Linked DNA regions of Mus musculus: region 1 is linked to region 2. A link is a loop called in an ENCODE intact Hi-C map of the cell type or tissue named here. Cell type or tissue: left cerebral cortex. All regions are shown on one strand. Each heading gives the region's core, and the rest is flanking DNA. Links, peaks and the distances in the headings are about the cores only.

Evidence for each region. Peaks named below come from ENCODE experiments on the same cell type or tissue, not always from the same donor. Only the 100,000 strongest peaks of a DNase experiment are listed, where the experiment ranks them.
Region 1: a loop joins it to region 2, with 8 times the contacts of the local background. A loop is called at or near these places in 25 of 42 quality-filtered maps.

The regions. Positions count from the first base shown.
Region 1 is chr2:132,843,028-132,851,359 of GRCm38, reverse strand. Mcm8 (minichromosome maintenance 8 homologous recombination repair factor) reads right to left here. Exons shown (of 19, transcript NM_001291054.1): 19 at 7,163-7,885. The coding sequence ends at 7,793. Crls1 (cardiolipin synthase 1) reads right to left here and starts at 4,694. Exons shown (of 7, transcript NM_001024385.1): 1 at 4,235-4,694; 2 at 1,357-1,494. The coding sequence starts at 4,543. In left cerebral cortex, for the core only: a CTCF peak has its summit at 4,770; DNase peaks (open chromatin) are centred at 1,998 and 4,742; H3K4me3 peaks cover 1,891 bases; H3K27ac peaks cover 1,079 bases.
Region 2 is chr2:132,899,235-132,907,566 of GRCm38, reverse strand. Fermt1 (fermitin family member 1) reads left to right here. Exons shown (of 15, transcript NM_198029.2): 15 at 726-3,388. The coding sequence ends at 899. Among named protein-coding and RNA genes, the nearest start is that of Lrrn4, 23 kb to the right of the region's middle. In left cerebral cortex, for the core only: CTCF peaks have their summits at 585 (motif pointing right) and 3,804; DNase peaks (open chromatin) are centred at 605, 1,947, 2,226 and 3,817.

The sequences.
Region 1 (8,332 bases), core at 316-8,315, 56 kb after region 2:
CAGCCCTCCCCAGTAATGGGTGGAGACCGTCATGGTGCAGTGGGAGAGCAGTGAAGAATAGGGAGAGACGGTGAGAACACGACAGATGGTGACAAAGGAAAACAAACATCTGTCAGGAAAGGACAAGAGTTCCTGTGAAAGGCTGTACCTGGGGCACACTTAGAAACGTCATTAAGACAATGCAAATGCTTGCCTCTGTCCACCTTCAAAACCTTCAGGTAATTCTAGCCTGACCACTACTGCTACTGCTACTAGGCAAGTGCTGTCTCTGTGAACCACAACAGGAAAAGCAAACGTTTTACTTTAGAAAACGAATTTTCAGCGGGGCGTGGTGGCGCACGCCTTTAATCCCAGCACTTGGGAAGCAGAGGCAGGTGGATTTCTGAGTTCGAGGCCAGCCTGGTCTACAGAGTGAGTTCCAGGACAGCCAGGGCTATACAGAGAAACCCTGTCTCAAAAGCCCCCCCCCCAAAAAAAAAGAAAAAGAAAACGAATTTTCTAGTATCATTAAATAAATACAGAGCAAACTGTTAAAAAGAAAAAAAAAAAAAAAAAAAAACCCAAATAGGATTGAAGACAAAGAAACTGTGCCTCCCACGCACTCCCTGAAAGAGAAGATACTGTTTCCATCTCCACATGCTCACACTGTTCTGAGCTCTAGTGTTTCCTCTGTCCTCCACCTCTCCCAATGGTGTTTGTTTGTAGGCTTGGAATTTTATAAATCATTTCAAATCGTTTGTGAAAAGGTAAATGATAATACAGCCGTATATGATGGTAGTGGTCAGTCAGAAAACGGAACAAAGCCTTCTATTGTAAAATTACTCTCCCAGCTTTATATCACACTCTGACTGGCTGAGTGACCTCAGAGCCCCTCCTTGCGCACATGCTTAGGAAGGAGAAGAAAGCATGTCCAGTCTCACCTCACACCAAGGCCTTCTCTGCACAGTGCTCACAGCTGAGCAGCCCGGGACACACCCTGGCTCCCTGGGACAGGAACAAACGTGCACACCAGGCTACTTCTTCCGCAGCCCACACAGCGTTCCAGCTCTGCTCGCTCTTTACTTACTTCACAGCAAGCACTCAGGCTGCGGCATTTCTAAGGTTTCTCCTTTGGAAAAGTTAAACACCAAGGCTAAAGATTATCTTCTCCTGGAGTTCTCTAAGACCTTAACACGCTCCCTTAAACCTTATCAAGCAGTCCCATGTGGATGCTAAAGGCAAGTCCTTACACAAAGTACCAGATCACACTCATGCTGAGAACATCCTTCCAGAAAATGCTAAGGCGAGGCTACAACGGGAGTTACAGACAGCGTGGGATTTGAAAGGGAGAAAAAAGCAAATATATTCAAAACTTACCAAATCCGTTAGCCCGGCTAAAGCAAAAACACCTAGTGCAACATTAAAGTCTTCTTCAAGAATCAGGTAGCCCAACACGGGGGCCAGGCCAATTCTTGTCATTGACAACAAATTTGGGATTGTCCATGGATTTTCATACTGAAAGACAAAGACAGCACGATTTGAATAAAATGCTATAAATTCATACTTTTAAATATATACCTTATTAACTGACGGGTAAGAAGATAAACTTTAATTCTTGTAAGCACGTATATATAAATATATTCATAGAGAAATTTTAAATGTAAAAGATGAGCATGCCTTATTTACCATATAATCTAGCTTCTAATGACTTCATTAAAGCAAAAGATTTGAAAGATCTTCTAAGTAGCCAAACAGACTAGAATTTTGTCAGAAAACCAAAACAAAACAAAAAGCAAATTATCAAATCCAGGTACTCTCGTCAAAAGCTGCTAAATCCAAGACAGAGATAGATGGAAACGGAGAGTTCTATAAATCTGTCAAAAGCAGCAATGGAGATGTTCAGACTCCTTCTTCTCCCTCAAGTAAAAGCCTGAGGCAGTCTGGGATTTCTGGTTCCTTGAAACTTCCTATGGAGCAAAGCTGTTAGACACGGGCACTACCAGAAGGGCTCCCGGCAACGGCACTGAAAGACATTGCCAAAGAGAAAACTCATGAGCGCATGCCAACTTCTAAGCTAGCAAAGCTGCAACACCCTGTGCCACATGGTACACAAACAACAAGAAAATATCTTTCCCTGGAGCCTGAACTGTTTTCTCCATTAGTCAAGATTCCACCCCCTTGAATGCTATCTTCGAAGAAGCATTTTAGCATCCCTTTTAATCAGTAAGTCAGTAACCAACTTGCTAAACCTTAACCTTTTTAGGAAAAAAAAAAAAAGCAGGCTGGTGAGCTCACTGGGTATGGGTTCTTAGGGCCACGCTGACAACCTCAGTTCCCAGAACACACGTGGAGAGTGAAAAGACAATCCAGGGAAGCCGAGATCATGATGTGTATCAGTAGCAAGTATGTTTGCATGAACCAAAAGGGAAAAGTGGCAGCGCTCACTTCTCAAGATCATCTTTAAACAGCTCATGACCCACCTACCTCATAAGAAAAGGCATTGATACTAAGAACCCGACAGAAAGCGTGTCGGTGTAGAGGAATAATATGGTGGTTGTTGGAGGCAGGTGGAGAATACTGTCACTGAAAATTATAGAACTTCAAATTCTATAGGGACAATGGCCAAATCAGAAGCAATACAACCCTCTAAGCTGGAATCTTCTATTCAAGTAGGACTACGCTATATAGTTGTATGAAAACAAGCTCATTTCACCCAGGTTCAAAGATTAGAAATGTTCCTGAAATTTAGAAAAAGTATCAAGCTGCTGAGACAGCTCGAGATTTGCCCTGACCTTTGTATGTGTAATGAAAAGAGTAAGGCTATTGACCACACTGTGGAACAAAGTCAAATACTGACCCAATATTACAGCAACTCACAAAAGCTGGGAAGAGAGAAAGGTAGCTAGCTCAGGGCTGTGCTAGAAAGCAAAAGCCATCAGACTATGGCGGCACACGCCTTTAACTTGGGCACTCAAGAGGCAGAGGCAGAGGCAGGTGGATCTCAGAGGACAGCCTGGTCTACAGATTAAGTTCCAGGACAGCCAGAACTACACACAGAAACCCTATCTCAAAACTAAAACAAGCAAGCAAAAGCTGAGAATGAAGAGCTCCAAAGTTAGTCTAACACACTGAAAGAGCATGACTAAATAGAAAGCTGCACCCAGCCTCCTCACTTCCCTTGGTAAAGACACAACACAACTACAGCTGGCTACCAGGCCAGTAAGTGAGCCTGTGCCCCACAAAAAAATGTTCACCGGCTGGCATGGTGGTGGTGCAGGCCTTTGACCTCAGCACTCGGGAGGCTGCGGCAGGTGAATCTCATGAGTTCGAGGCCAGCGGATCAAGTTCCAGGACAGCCAGGGCTGTTACACAGAGAAGAGCTGTCTCGAAAAACAAAACCCTACAAAAAGCTCATTAATATCTAGTTATTACATTTGGACATTTGTGAAAGTCGACAAAGCTTAATCTCAAATTACCCAACCAGATAACCTGTGGCATACTCGGCCAACTGTGCTGGGAAGGGCTTCAGCCAGGTTGAGGGCAACTTCAAAGCATCCGGCGGCGTTCAATCTCCAAGAGTTTTAAAGCTAGGCCTGAAGCTGTGACCCCTGCCGGGGTGTGGCCACCTCAGCCCATGCTGTGTAACTGAGGAGAGCAGGGCAGTACAGTGGCCGCTGAAGACCTAACAATTGAAGATGTAATAATTGCATGGACTTGCTAACATGACATCAAAAGCTGGGCCACACTCATGCTCTGGTGTCACCTGCTTGGGAAGTTATCTTACCAGGCAAGGTGAACAAATCCTTCTGTTACGTCAAGAATAGTCTGAAGCTTTCTATAATACAAAGTTGAAAGATCTTTTCATTACAACCTAAGCCAGATAATTATCCTCCGTGATACTGCTAAAGACCAAAGGATGATGTAATCTGCACAAACGGACAGAAGGGCCGTTCTTATGGTTCCGCCGAACTTAACCCTGAAGATTCACTTCAAAAAATTAAAAACAGATTAACTAGACGAGCGATGGTTGTTTTTACCTATGCAACGTGTAGACACACCTCCCAGCAACGGGTGTGCACACAAGGGGATTACAGTGGGTTTCAACTTGGCCAGAGACTGTACCCGGCGGGGGACCCCTGAAGTTCACCAAGATCGAACGCCCTGGCTGCCCGTAACTTCCCAGAACACCGGGTGAGTGTCGCGACAGAGCGCCGAGCCCGTCACCTGCGTCCCGCCGACCCTCCCTCGCACGTACCGAGCTGGCGGCGCTCGCCGGGACCCATCGGGCGCTGGGGGCCTGCGCGGCGGCACCTCCTCCTCCGGCGGCGGGCTCCGGGGCTGCCTTCCCCGCGCCCGAGCAGTGGGTCCGCGGGCCGGCGCCGGGCAGCCGCAAGGCGAACGCGGCCGGCCGCAGCCGCCAGCGCTCAGCCAGGCAGCCGAGGCAGCAGGCCGCGGGCGGCAGCAGGGCCCTGCGGGAGCCGCCCCTGCCGAGCCGCGCCCCCGGAGGCCGGAGGGCCACGCGAAGAGGGCCCCACGCGCCGCGCGCCACGCGCCAAGCCAACATGGCCGTGTGGCCTCCACGGAGTCCAAGAGTCGAGAACTCAGACGCCCCTGGCACCGGCTGCCAGCTTCTCTAGAGAAGTCGAGCGGTGCCGAGGCCGTATGGACAGCTCCATACTAATTTCTACACTCTGGCACTTTCCGCTTATACAGGTGGCCTGAACCGCCAAGGGAGTCAGCTTTCACGACGTTTTCACGACACCCAGCCGCTCTGCTCACCGGCGCCCCCGCGCGGCAGCGGCGAGCACGAACAGCTAAGGCCCGCAGGTTAGGAAGACCTGACTAGTGAGTAGAGCCGCTAGTGCCTGCAGGCTAAGAAGAATGACAGGTAGGGAAGACCAAGAGCGAGTGCCACGTGGCCACAGGAAGCCACTTATATCAGGCCTGCCTGATGCCAAGTGGCCCGCTGGTGTGCATGGCTCTGTATTATCACTGGAGATGTAAAGCATTAGTGTTGGCATCAAAGTAGTTAAGTACCTACTCTGCTTCCTTAGCACTAAATGCATATGAATAGAGCAAAGGGAAATGTCAATAATAGCAATCACTAATTGTTTACTTGGGAAGTGCTTACTGTATGCGTTATAGTGTCATTATTTATCCTCTCAACAACTCTAACATGCCTTCTGTATTTGCCTTTACTTTTACAGGTACAGAAGCCCGTGGACAGGAGAAACCTGCTTATTCTAAGTCTGAATTAGAAACAAATCAGTTCACTGTTATAACCTTACCTAACCTACCATTTTGTTATAGATTTGAGCTTGAACCCAGGGCCTTGAATCCAGGTCGGGCAAGAACCAAACCAGTGAAAGGTCACCACGTGGTGATGTCTTGCAGTCTTTCCACTGTTCTTCAGCCCAGTCTGTGATGGCACACACTCACCTGGAAGTTGTTCGTAAAGCCCACATCACATTTGACGATTGTAGTCTTTTTTTTTTTTTTTTCCAAGACAGGGTTTCTTTGTGTAGCTCTGGCTGTCCTGGAACTCACTCTGTAGACCAGGCTGGCCTCGAACTCAGAAATCCGCCTGCCTCTGCCTCCCGAATGCTGGGATTAAAGGCGTGCACCACCACGCCCGGCTAAGGATTGTAGTCTTAAGGAGCTTTTTATCAAGATCATCTTTATTTTGTTTTGGTTTTTGCGAGAGGCCTAGACTTTTCTTTTTAATTAAAAAAGGAAGAAAGAAAAATGAAGAAAAGGAAAGAAGAGGAAAAGAGAAGAAAAATCTAAGCAGTGGTATGAAACAAAGAGAAAAAGAAGTAAAAAGATAAATCCAGGTGGCCGTGGTGCATGCCTTTAATCCCAGCACTTGGGAGGCAGAGGCTGATAGATATCTGTAAATTCCAGGTCAGCAAGGGCTACACAGAGAAAATCTGTCTCGAAAACAAAAACAAAGTCAGTTTCTGTTCATAATTAGAGTTACATCCCCTTGTATATAGTCTTAGCCTTAGTCATCCCCTTGTATACAGTGGTCTGATCGGCCCATTTTGGGATGGATGGGTCAACTGATGGAGCTGCTTGCAGCTAATCTAACCAGCTGACTTTGATCATATTTATATCAGCTACCACTTGGTTCCTTCAAGTCAGGGTTTAATATTTCTATGGTATTCTATGGCATATTATCCCTCATTTCATTTTCATTTTGCATTTACTATCAGTTAAATATTCGTTGTAAAATACTAGGATTTGCTTTATTTTGGTTACTCAGCGCACACTGCTTTTTGTATGTGTGTAGGTGTGGGGGCAGAGGCTGATGCTGAATGGCTTCATCAGTTCAGGCTGGCCAGGGAGCTTCAGGAAACTGCCTCTCCTCCCTCCACCCAGCGTTAGGGTTACAAATGAAGCATCCTTGGCTTTTTACATGAGGATCTTACTCAGACTTAACCAACTGAGCCATCTCCCCAACTCAGTTTTTGGGTATTTTGGTTTTTTTAGTTATTCATCTCCTGGTTTCCTGGAAGTTAAGTAACTAATTTCTTTTTTTTTTTTTTTTTTTTTTTTTTGGTTTTGGTTTTTGGTTTTTGGTTTTCCAAGACAAGGTTTCTCTGTGTAGCCCTGGCTGTCCTGGAACTCACTCTGTAGACCAGGCTGGCCTCGAACTCAGAAATCCACCTGCCTCTGCCTCCCAAGTGCGCCACCACTGCCCATAAGTAACTAATTTCTAATCAGTGTCTGTTAAATGCTAACGTGCTTATTGGCTATATATACAAAGAATGCTTTGGCTAGAGGTCCAGTTCCATTTGAAGACTCACAAAAACATGATGAATTCTGATTTCATTGGTCCTGCCTCCTTGAAGCAGACCACAGGAAACCCCTCAGCATGGGGGTTTCAGGTCCATGTCTCTGTATGTGCTTTCTCTTCTGAGGCCTGATGAACAGTGCTTCTTGCTGCTGCTCTGATGCAGCAGGCAAGCCATCCCTTTACCTTCTGCAGACACTCTTCCAAGTACAGGGATGGCATCCATGAGGCACAGAGGCAGAACACCTTAAGCACCATGGCAAGAGGCTAGTTTTATTTTACAAACTACTGGAAGCTTTTTTTTTTTCAGTTTTTTTTTTTTTTTAAATCATCAGCAGTCATGCAATTCTATAAATAATACTCCTCAGAAAAGACTTCTTCTTCTTCTTTTTTTTTTTAAGATTTATTTATGTGAGTGCACTGTTACTCTCTTCAGAGACACGAGAAGAGGGCATTGGATCCCATTACAGATGGTTGTGAGTCACCATGTGGTTGCTGGGACTTGAACTCAGGACCTATGGAAGAGCAGTCAGTGCTCTTAACCACTGAGTCATCTCTCTAGCCCCAGAAAAGACTTCTAATTAAGTCAATAAATTTCCACTACTTTCAAATGAGAAGCCAAGTCAGACCCACTGCCCATAATCATAAAGTTAAAAATGAATGAAGAGTTTTTGTGACCTGAACAATTTAGGAGAGCCAAAGTTTAATGTTTTAAGTAAAAGTTCACCTGAACACATACTAATCTGTTTTTGCATTAGCTGAATGCCTGCTAGACATCTGATATACAAAACTAAAAAGCACTACTAAAAATATGATGAGTTAAAAGCATATGCTTATGCTATTTAGATAAAATAATGGAAACAATTTACTCTTCTTACTCTTCTGGATAAATTATGGATAGGCCTTTATTCTGTTATAGGAGTTGTGTCATTTTTCAGAACTTTTATTTTCAGTTTTGTAATTACGATGATTCTGAACTATTTTGAACCACAGGAAGCCCTGATGTGGTAAAGTCTTTCACATAGTTTGAAGTTGGTAAATCTTTGGGCCTTTCTTCAAGAGATAACCTTGGTCATTCAGTGATCCAATGAAGTTTTCAAAATCGGCAACCTAAAAGCAAACATTAAGAGTCAGCACATTCAGTAATCAGCCAAATATGACTTTCACATCCATCTCTACACAGACATATACCCAGCGAGCTTCCTAGGCAAACAAACAAAAACAGTCTATGCTTCATATAGTACTCCACTAAATAAAGAATACTTTGTCTTAATTAAAAGCCCAGCTTAGACTAGCTTTTGAAATTGCATGATCTTACATCTGAACTACTTGCCACATTTAAAGTGCAATTACACTGGTTTTCTCTAGAACTCCAAAGTAGGAGCAGCAGGGACTCATCCAAAGAGAAACCAGAGCCATCACAATGAGTAGCCACAGGGCGCTCCAGACAGAGCCCAAGTGTTCCTAAAAAAAAGTCCCTCATTGGAAATGCCAAAACCTTTGAGAAGAGGTAACAAAGAATCTTAAAGCTAAAGAGTGATTTTGTTCCCAGGCATG
Region 2 (8,332 bases), core at 251-8,250:
GGGCATCTGGGTCCTTTCCAGCTTCTGGCTATTATAAATAAGGCTGCTATGAACATAGTGGAGCATGTGTCCTTCTTACCTGTTGGGGCATCTTCTGGATATATGCCCAGGAGAGGTATTGCTGGATCCTCCGGTAGTACTATGTCCAGTTTTCTGAGGAACCGCCAGACTGATTTCCAGAGTGGTTGTACAAGCCTGCACTCCCACCAACAATGGAGGAGTGTTCCTCTTTCTCCACATCCTCGCCAGCATCTGCTGTCACCTGAATTTTTGATCTTAGCCATTCTGACTGGTGTGAGGTGGAATCTCAGGGTTGTTTTGATTTGCATTTCCCTGATGATTAAGGATGTTGAACATTTTTTCAAGTGCTTCTCTCTGCCATTCGGTATTCCTCAGGTGAGAATTCTTTGTTCAGTTCTGAGCCCCATTTTTTAATGGGGTTATTTGATTTTCTGAAGTCCACCTTCTTGAGTTCTTTATATATGTTGGATATTAGTCCGAAAATGGATATTCTTAACCTCTGAAAAAACAATGGAAATGCACAATGATTTGCTAGGCACGCATTAGAACTGATACCACAAGAGGGCGCAAAGAGCAAAGACATTTTCCATAGAGCCATTTTTGGTGTTGGAGCCCTCGATAGTTCTCAGCCTTGGGCACCATCTCCAGCTGCTTTCTCATCCTTCCTCGTCAGAGTTTAAGTTTATCCTTGGCTTACTTTCCAGGTGGCAATCGAGTTTGACCAAAACGTCTCCATCGCATTCACCTGCCTAAGTGCAGATTGCAAGATTGTCCATGAGTACATTGGTGGCTACATCTTCTTGTCCACCCGATCCAAGGACCAAAACGAAACGCTCGATGAGGACCTCTTCCACAAACTGACTGGCGGTCAGGACTGAAGTGAAGCAGGCCCACTTGGCCTACATGGACTAGGACTTCCTTCCTGAATGGGTAGGGTCTGTGGCTTTCCCTGTGTGTAGCTGCAGAGCAACACAATGTATGCTTACCATCAGATGCCCAGGTCCTGCCTCATCTGAGCGCACTGAACACATCCCTCTCCTTACTGTGCCTCAGGCTGCCAGCAGTAGACTGGGCTCCTGCTTCTTTTCCTATAAAGTGGGTGGAGGGGAGAGAGGGCTGGTACCCTATGGATGCTCTAAGGCCCATCATGGCTCCCCAGCAACATGGCTTTGCAGGCACATGTAAGTGCTAGCCGGCAGCTGACCTGCTTGTATGCCTCACGGTAAGTCAGCAGTGAGCAGAGAGGGGTAATAGGGATGCATAGCAAGTACAAATCTCGCTCCACACACTCTGGTCCTTCCTTTACAAAACTGAGCGTAGCTTACATCTTGCCAAAGTGGCAGAGGGAGTCTTAACACCTTTTTTCTTTGGAGGTCAAAGAGATGAGTGGGAAGGAGCAGGTTACAGGGGTCTTCGGCATCATCGGTTTACTGTGACTGTCACATCTGTTAAGGTGACCACTCACCATCTGGTCTAACCGTTGTTCCTCACAGTATGGCTGACATGAGAAGCTCCACTCCTAGAGAATCCCACAGACACACTGAAGCCCTTCTTAAAGACACAGGTGCTGAAGGGATAAGTGGGAGCCCAGTCTCAGCCAAGATCCAAGACTCAGTCGATTTGGTCCTGGGCTGGGTCTCAAGAAAACAGGCCTGGTTCTCTGTTAACCAAAAGCAACTTCCACAGAGCTGGAAAGATATAGGTCAGCAGTTAAGAGGGCTTGCTGCTCTTACGGAGGACCTCAGCTGAGTTCCAAGTACCTAGCTTTAAGGGATCTGATGTCTTCTTCTGAACTCTGTGAGTACCTGCACACACACACACACACACACACACACACACACACACACACACACACACACACAAACCCTGGCAGGATTCCAAGTCCATTCAGGTCTCCGTTCCAGCCAACCAAGCCAAGTAAGAGAAGGCAGGCAAATCTGTTTCAGAGTCCACCATGTTGAAGTTCTATTTTTAAAGTCATGTCCGGTCTGGGTTATAAAAAAGTGTTCTTACCACTCAGCTGCATTCTGGATGTGGAGTCTGCCTCTATGATCCTTGCCATTTTTCCCTAAACACCTTCAGCTTTGTAAATCACAAGACAATAACAGACTCTTGGGAGCTGTTTTTTGCAGTATCATCCCTGTCCTGCTATAAGCATAAGCCCTTGGCAGCTGCCTGAATGTCATGTTCTGGTTTTTCAGTAGGAGGGAATGAGTGGGTTTTGAGTAAGTGGACTGCAGCCTCAGAGCTAAAGGGAGGTGTTTTCTATTGTCGATACACAGCCTTCTCCTTCCACACGAACTCAGACTGCACAGATAGAGCAAGAGCTTTCCTTGAACCTGGCATGTTTTAGGGTTTTGGATGGAGCCCAGAGACCTTCAAGCCTCAGCTGTTGCTTTGTTTCCCAACAAGGTCACCTGGGAAGGGAGAGTTCTGCAATTCTCAGAAGACTGTCCTGGCCTGAGACCACAGACATGAGCCAGAAGAACCTTCTGGAGGTTTCTTTTAGCCTTTCCAGATACCCACTGAATTCCTGGGGCTCAGTTTTGGTTGGCAATACTTTAAGCATTTGGAAGATCTGGTTCCCATCATCAAGAACTTAATGTGGGGTGTTTTTCCACAGTCAAGTATGTTAAGTGCTGCAGGAACCATGGTGCTGTCCTTTCCTCTGCTGTCCTGGGCTCTGCTGTTTAGGGCCTAGACAGGGTGCAGGATACTCCTGGGTGCACTACACTAGGCTGGGTGGAGTATACACACAGTGTGCATGCCTTTAATCCCAGAACTCAGGAGGCAGATGCAAGCAGACATCTGTGAGTCTGAGGCCAGCCAAGGCTCCATAATTTTTCAAATGAAAAATATTTGCATGCTATAGCCTGGACAGATCTTCCAAATCCTGGTCACAATGACCTCCTTGATTACATGTCACCTTGATTACATGTTGCCCATGAGAATTCAGCTTCCCTAGAATGCCAGACCAGGCCTTCAGGTCAGCCCCTCCTTTGCTTTGTATGGTTGGCTGAGATTTCTGTAAAACTCCTGGAGGAGTTGGCTCCCAACGTTATGCAGTTTTAGGTAGCATTTCTCCCGTGGTTACACAGCTACATCTCAAAGGAATAAATTGGTATAAGAGGAAAAGGCTAAATGCCATTGTTCTAAAGAAAAGTATGGTCCTTTTTTTTTAGGAAGAGGGGGTTAACATTTGGATACAAATGGTCAGGTGACTTGTCCTTGCTGAAATTGTAATTTGTTTGTCACACACATCCCATTCACTTTACTATCTGCCATAGATGCTGAAATCTGCACTGTATTATTTATATGAGTTTAAATTTGATTTTTATATGTGTTTGAATATAGTTCAGTTGTGGCCTATCCTGCCTGCTGTCTTGTTTAAAGGTGACCATTCTCTCTGCTATGTAGGGAGAGCCCACTCAGGCCTGCCATGTGTCTCTGCACACCAAGATTCCAGCTCCTTCTCCAGGCAACTAGAGTGTGCTTGGCCTTGAGTTCTAAGATGTCAACTAAGACCTTTTCTTAATCTTTGCTTTTAGCTCTTCTCTCATTGGTGGGTATCAGATACCCTGTCCTATCCTCACCATGGCCTGTCTTGCCCCTTTCTAGATCTTGAGAAACTACCAGAAAGCAAATAACCATATAACAAGAGAGAAAAGAAGAGTCAAGTTCCCAGCGTTTGATAGCTGAATGCTGAGGGCACCTCTTTATTTCAAGGATAATGATCCCTATGGTTTATAGAAATCTCTCAACATGCAATTCTCACATCAGCCCATAGGGGGCAAAAGAGCTCTTCTACTCATTCTACTGAAGAGCCAAAACTACCCTCAGCTTGTAGGACTGAAAAGCCCTGTGGAAAAGGATCCGAAGCCAAGTTTGTCAACCTTCTCCAGCCCTGCTCAGCCTTGAGGCACTAGCCACCTCCCACTCAGTGAGGTTCAGTGTCCCCAGGTTCAGTGTGACCCAATGGCTTACCATTCCCAGCCACCAAGTCAACATGCCCACATGGGAAACATGCCCGCTTGGGAAACTGGCTGCACCAGAGTTAGATGGGTAAGATAGAGGTAGACCAAAGAAGTCTGGGAGACCGAAGAATACCTCACTAGAAGGTTTTTGTTGCTGTTTTAAATTTGGGTTTTGAATCTAAACAGTGAGGAAACAAGGCGTCTTTCTGTCTGAAAGCTAGTCCTTTCGTCTGCAGACTTAGAAGCCAAGGTGCTATGCAGTAATTATTTCCTGAAGTAATTTAAAAATCATTTTAATTGATCTAAGGATGTATCTCGGTTGGGAGAGTATGTGCCCAGCATGCGTGAAGCACGATTTCAAAGCACATCCATATAATTGTGAACTTAAGTGTACATGGTAAATTCTCAGACTTCTTCGCATAGGAAAACTGTCCTGCTAAGTAAAGAATAGGATCCTGATAATTAAACCAGACCTGAGTCCAGAGTCACAAGGAACCCAATCTTTAATGCCACCAGATTAAAAGATATAGACTCCAGGAATGCTCCCAACATTTGTGATCACATGACATGAAAAAGCAGGCTCTAAGGGTGAGGCAGAGCCCTTTGTGGGGGAGCAGAAGACTTACGGGAAGGGAGGCCCCAAAGCCTATGTGGTATGATTCAAGCAATGCATCCTCCTGAAAGGCCTTGGGGACCCTCCATAGGGCCTGTAACAGGGAAGGCAAGGTGCTGGCAGTGGGGCAACTAGTTTGAAACCTAGCTGGATTGTCCACTGGCCTGTTAGGAGAGAGCAAGGACACTGTTCCTGGCAGCCTGGCATTGTAACTGTCAGATATTCTGGGAACTGGAGATGGCTAGAGTACTAACAGAAGGGGCTAGGTCCCTATGCTGTCACTCAAGTTTCTGCCTGTCCTCAAAGAACCAGGACTGAAAGCCAAGCTAACCTCTGAGAACCACTACTACTTTTTGTTTTTTAAAGTAAAACCAGTGTCTCTTTCCCCCAAAGATACAGACATCAAATGTGAATTTCCTCATTGCTGTTGAAGGCCAGGTGCCATATGTTAAACCCACATTGGTTTCAACCTGAGGCCTGGCTACTCCAAGTGTAGCTACTCCAGAGTCGGCAAGGCTCTGTAAGGCATATGGAAGGAGGCCTGTGCAAATGTCAATCCAACCTTGTAATCTTCAGCTCCTCTGACTATGCCATTTACATTTCATGCTAAAAAGACAGGCTGCTCCATTAGCACAGAGGCCCCAGGGCAAGAGAGATCCCAGGAGGTGAAACAGCTATGCAAAGTTAGGAGGCAGTGGGTGAAACCAGCTGCTACCTTCCCCAAAGGGCAGTTTCAACAATATAGCTCATAGGTTGTGGCAGAGAGAGATTGGTTTTGAGAGAGGCGTGGAATGATGCTGACTGTCACTTGTGCTCCGTGCCTCCCTCAAGCTCTCTCCTCAGTCAGGCATGGACTATAAGCTTCATGGCACAACGTTAGAAATGAAGTGCTGGGGAATGTTTACAGACTCTGTGGCGGGGGGGGGGGGGGGGGGGGGGAGGGGGGGGGTTGGGGGGGGGGATGCTGATTTGTCAAGTCCTAGGATGTAAAGACTCATGCATGCCACAGCTACTGTGACAGTAGTGGGCAGAGGCTTGGAAGGAACGAGATGTGGACATCAGGTGACCCCGCTGAGATAATCCAGCCCCAGCACACAGTGTAATTGTGCATGAAGTCACGAAGCTCATCAAGGTCATGAACGAAGGAAGCAAGGCTTTGAGTCCTGATCTTCTGAACTCAAGTACACTCTTCAGCACTGCCCTTGACTTTTCAGTGTGAATTCAGACTTCTATGCCAGGAATCCTGGATTGTAGTTATTATTCATGATAGCATCCTTTGTGAGGCAGGGAAGTGTAGAGAACAGTTTGGTTTCCCAAAACTCCACCTCCCTCTCTCCTTTCTCTGTTCTTTGTCTCTGTGTCTGTCTGTCCGTCTGCCTGTCTCTCTCCCCTCTCTGTATCCCTCTGTCTTTCTGTCTCTCTGTCTCTGTCTCTCTGTCTCTGTCTCTCTCTCTCTCTCTCTCTCTCTCTCTTACAGAGAAATGCCTCCATAAGATCTACTGTTGTAGGTGGTGCCATCCCTGATATGGTGGTCCCAGGTTCTACAAGAAAGTGGCCTGGGCAAGCCATGAGGGAAAAGCCATTAAACAGCACCCCTCTATGGCCTCTGCATTAGCTCCTGCCTCAAGGTTCCTGCCCTGTTTGTGCTCACATTCTGACTTCCTTCAGTGATGAACAATGATGTGGAAGCAGAAGCCAATTAAAACCCTTTCCTCCTCAAGTTGCTTTCAGTCATGGTGCCTCAACACAGCAACCATAACCCTAACTTGGACAGTCATGTTCTTTGTCACCTGAAAACACTTAGCTCAGACCCAACCACCAACAGGTAATACCCGAGTTGATTTTTCACAGAAGATATTTAAGTGAAATTCATAAGATCATGGAATTTCCCTCTCCAATTACTTTATATTAGATTCCAAATGCCACATTTTCTACTAAACAGCTCTTCAGATGCCAAGTGTCATTGTACTTTTCCAATGGGTCACTCATTTGCAAGTCTGGGTCAGCAGTGGGCTCAAGAGGGAAGATAAGGCTATCAAACCCCAACCAGAGATCTGCAGCAAACACTCAGCCCAAACCTCCCTGCTGCTCACAAGTGGTTGATGCCAAATCACACCAGAGAGCAATGACTCTCCCTGGGGGACCAAGCCTCATTTGGGAAAGCCAAGTGAGATGTTGTCCTGACCTTTTCCTTCCATTGCAGCTGACTCTGGAAGCCATTGCTCTCATCAGGAGAGCAAATGACCAGCAAAGGCTTGGAAAACAGTTGCTAAATAGCTCCTTCCTTGTAACCTGTAGAACAGAGTGTCACAAACACAAAATCACCGAGGCAGGAAATAAACAGGCATGTGGTATAAGGTCATTTTGCAAGTCATACACACCCTACCTCCTATTTGTAGAGGAGAAGAGAGACTGAAGGTGACACATTTGTATTCGGTGTGTTAAAAAGATGCTCTCGTACTGCACATCATAGAGAAGAATTGCGTTGTCCATGATCCTAGCAGCTTAGCACTGTTAATGGCACATGTCTTTTGAGTTAACAGTCATCCCTAGTCCAGATGACCCTGGAAGAGTACAAAGTGGATACCAGCAGACACTAAATTTATTGGACTCATCATTTTGAGAAGTCCCTGAGTCAAAACATCCACAGGAGGAAGGAAAGAAGGCAAGGACAGTAATGAAAGCTAGACATCAAAACTCTCAAAACCCAAGCCAGCCACCTAACCAGAGGGGCAAGCCTGAGCTCCGAGGTGAGCGGACGCCTTTGTCCTCACCTAGTCCCTACAGGCAATCTGCAATGATGATGCAGATTTCTAGATGCTAATCCACTATCTTCTCAGCTCTCTGAATAAAATGCAGCATTAGACTCGATTCCTGTCTCTGCTCTGTGGCATCTGAAGGTGTCAGGCAGCTGTGAGGGCAGGTATTCCGATTTCAATACTCCCACATGACACAGCTGGCTCAGTGGTGAAGATTGCATATTGCTCTTGTAGAGGACCCAAGTTCTGTTCCCAGCACCTACGTTGGATAACTCACCGGTGCGTGTGACTCCAGCCCCAGGGTAACCCAGTGCCTTGCATCTGAGCTCACATGTGCATACCCACATACAGAGACACCTACAAATGCATAATTAAAAATTAGAAGTAAATAAATGTTTTTTCAAAGTGCCACATGGCACAATATATATGGGAGCCTAATAGACCTACCACTAATCATTTTCAACCTGTGGTACAACTCAGGTATTGTAATTCAACCAAATCAACTTTTGCCCCTTGTTGCACTGGGCTTTGCGTGTGGAGGCAAACTCATCACTGAGCCGCATCCCCATCTCAGCCTCCCTGATCTTTTTTTTTTTTTTTTTTTTTCTCCTGCTCTTCAACCCCAGCTGGTCTTAAACTCAAGGTTTTTCTGCCTTAACCTCCTGACTGTCTGGGTAACTGACATGTGACCCGTGTCTAGACTAAGTCAATTTCTTTTAAAGCATACATATATTTTTTTGCTACTGGAAAATTTTTCTCTATTGAGTCGCTACTTGGGGAAATTGTCTCTTCTTCCACCTAAACCTCCTCATATAGGCAATGCTAGACTACAGATCAGTACACAAGCCAGCAATCCACATACTTTCATCTTGTTGCCTCACCACGTACAGCGTACGGCTTGTACTCCCAAAGTCATCCCTTGGTCCAACAAGGCAGCTATGGCTCCAGGTGTGTCACATGGTGTT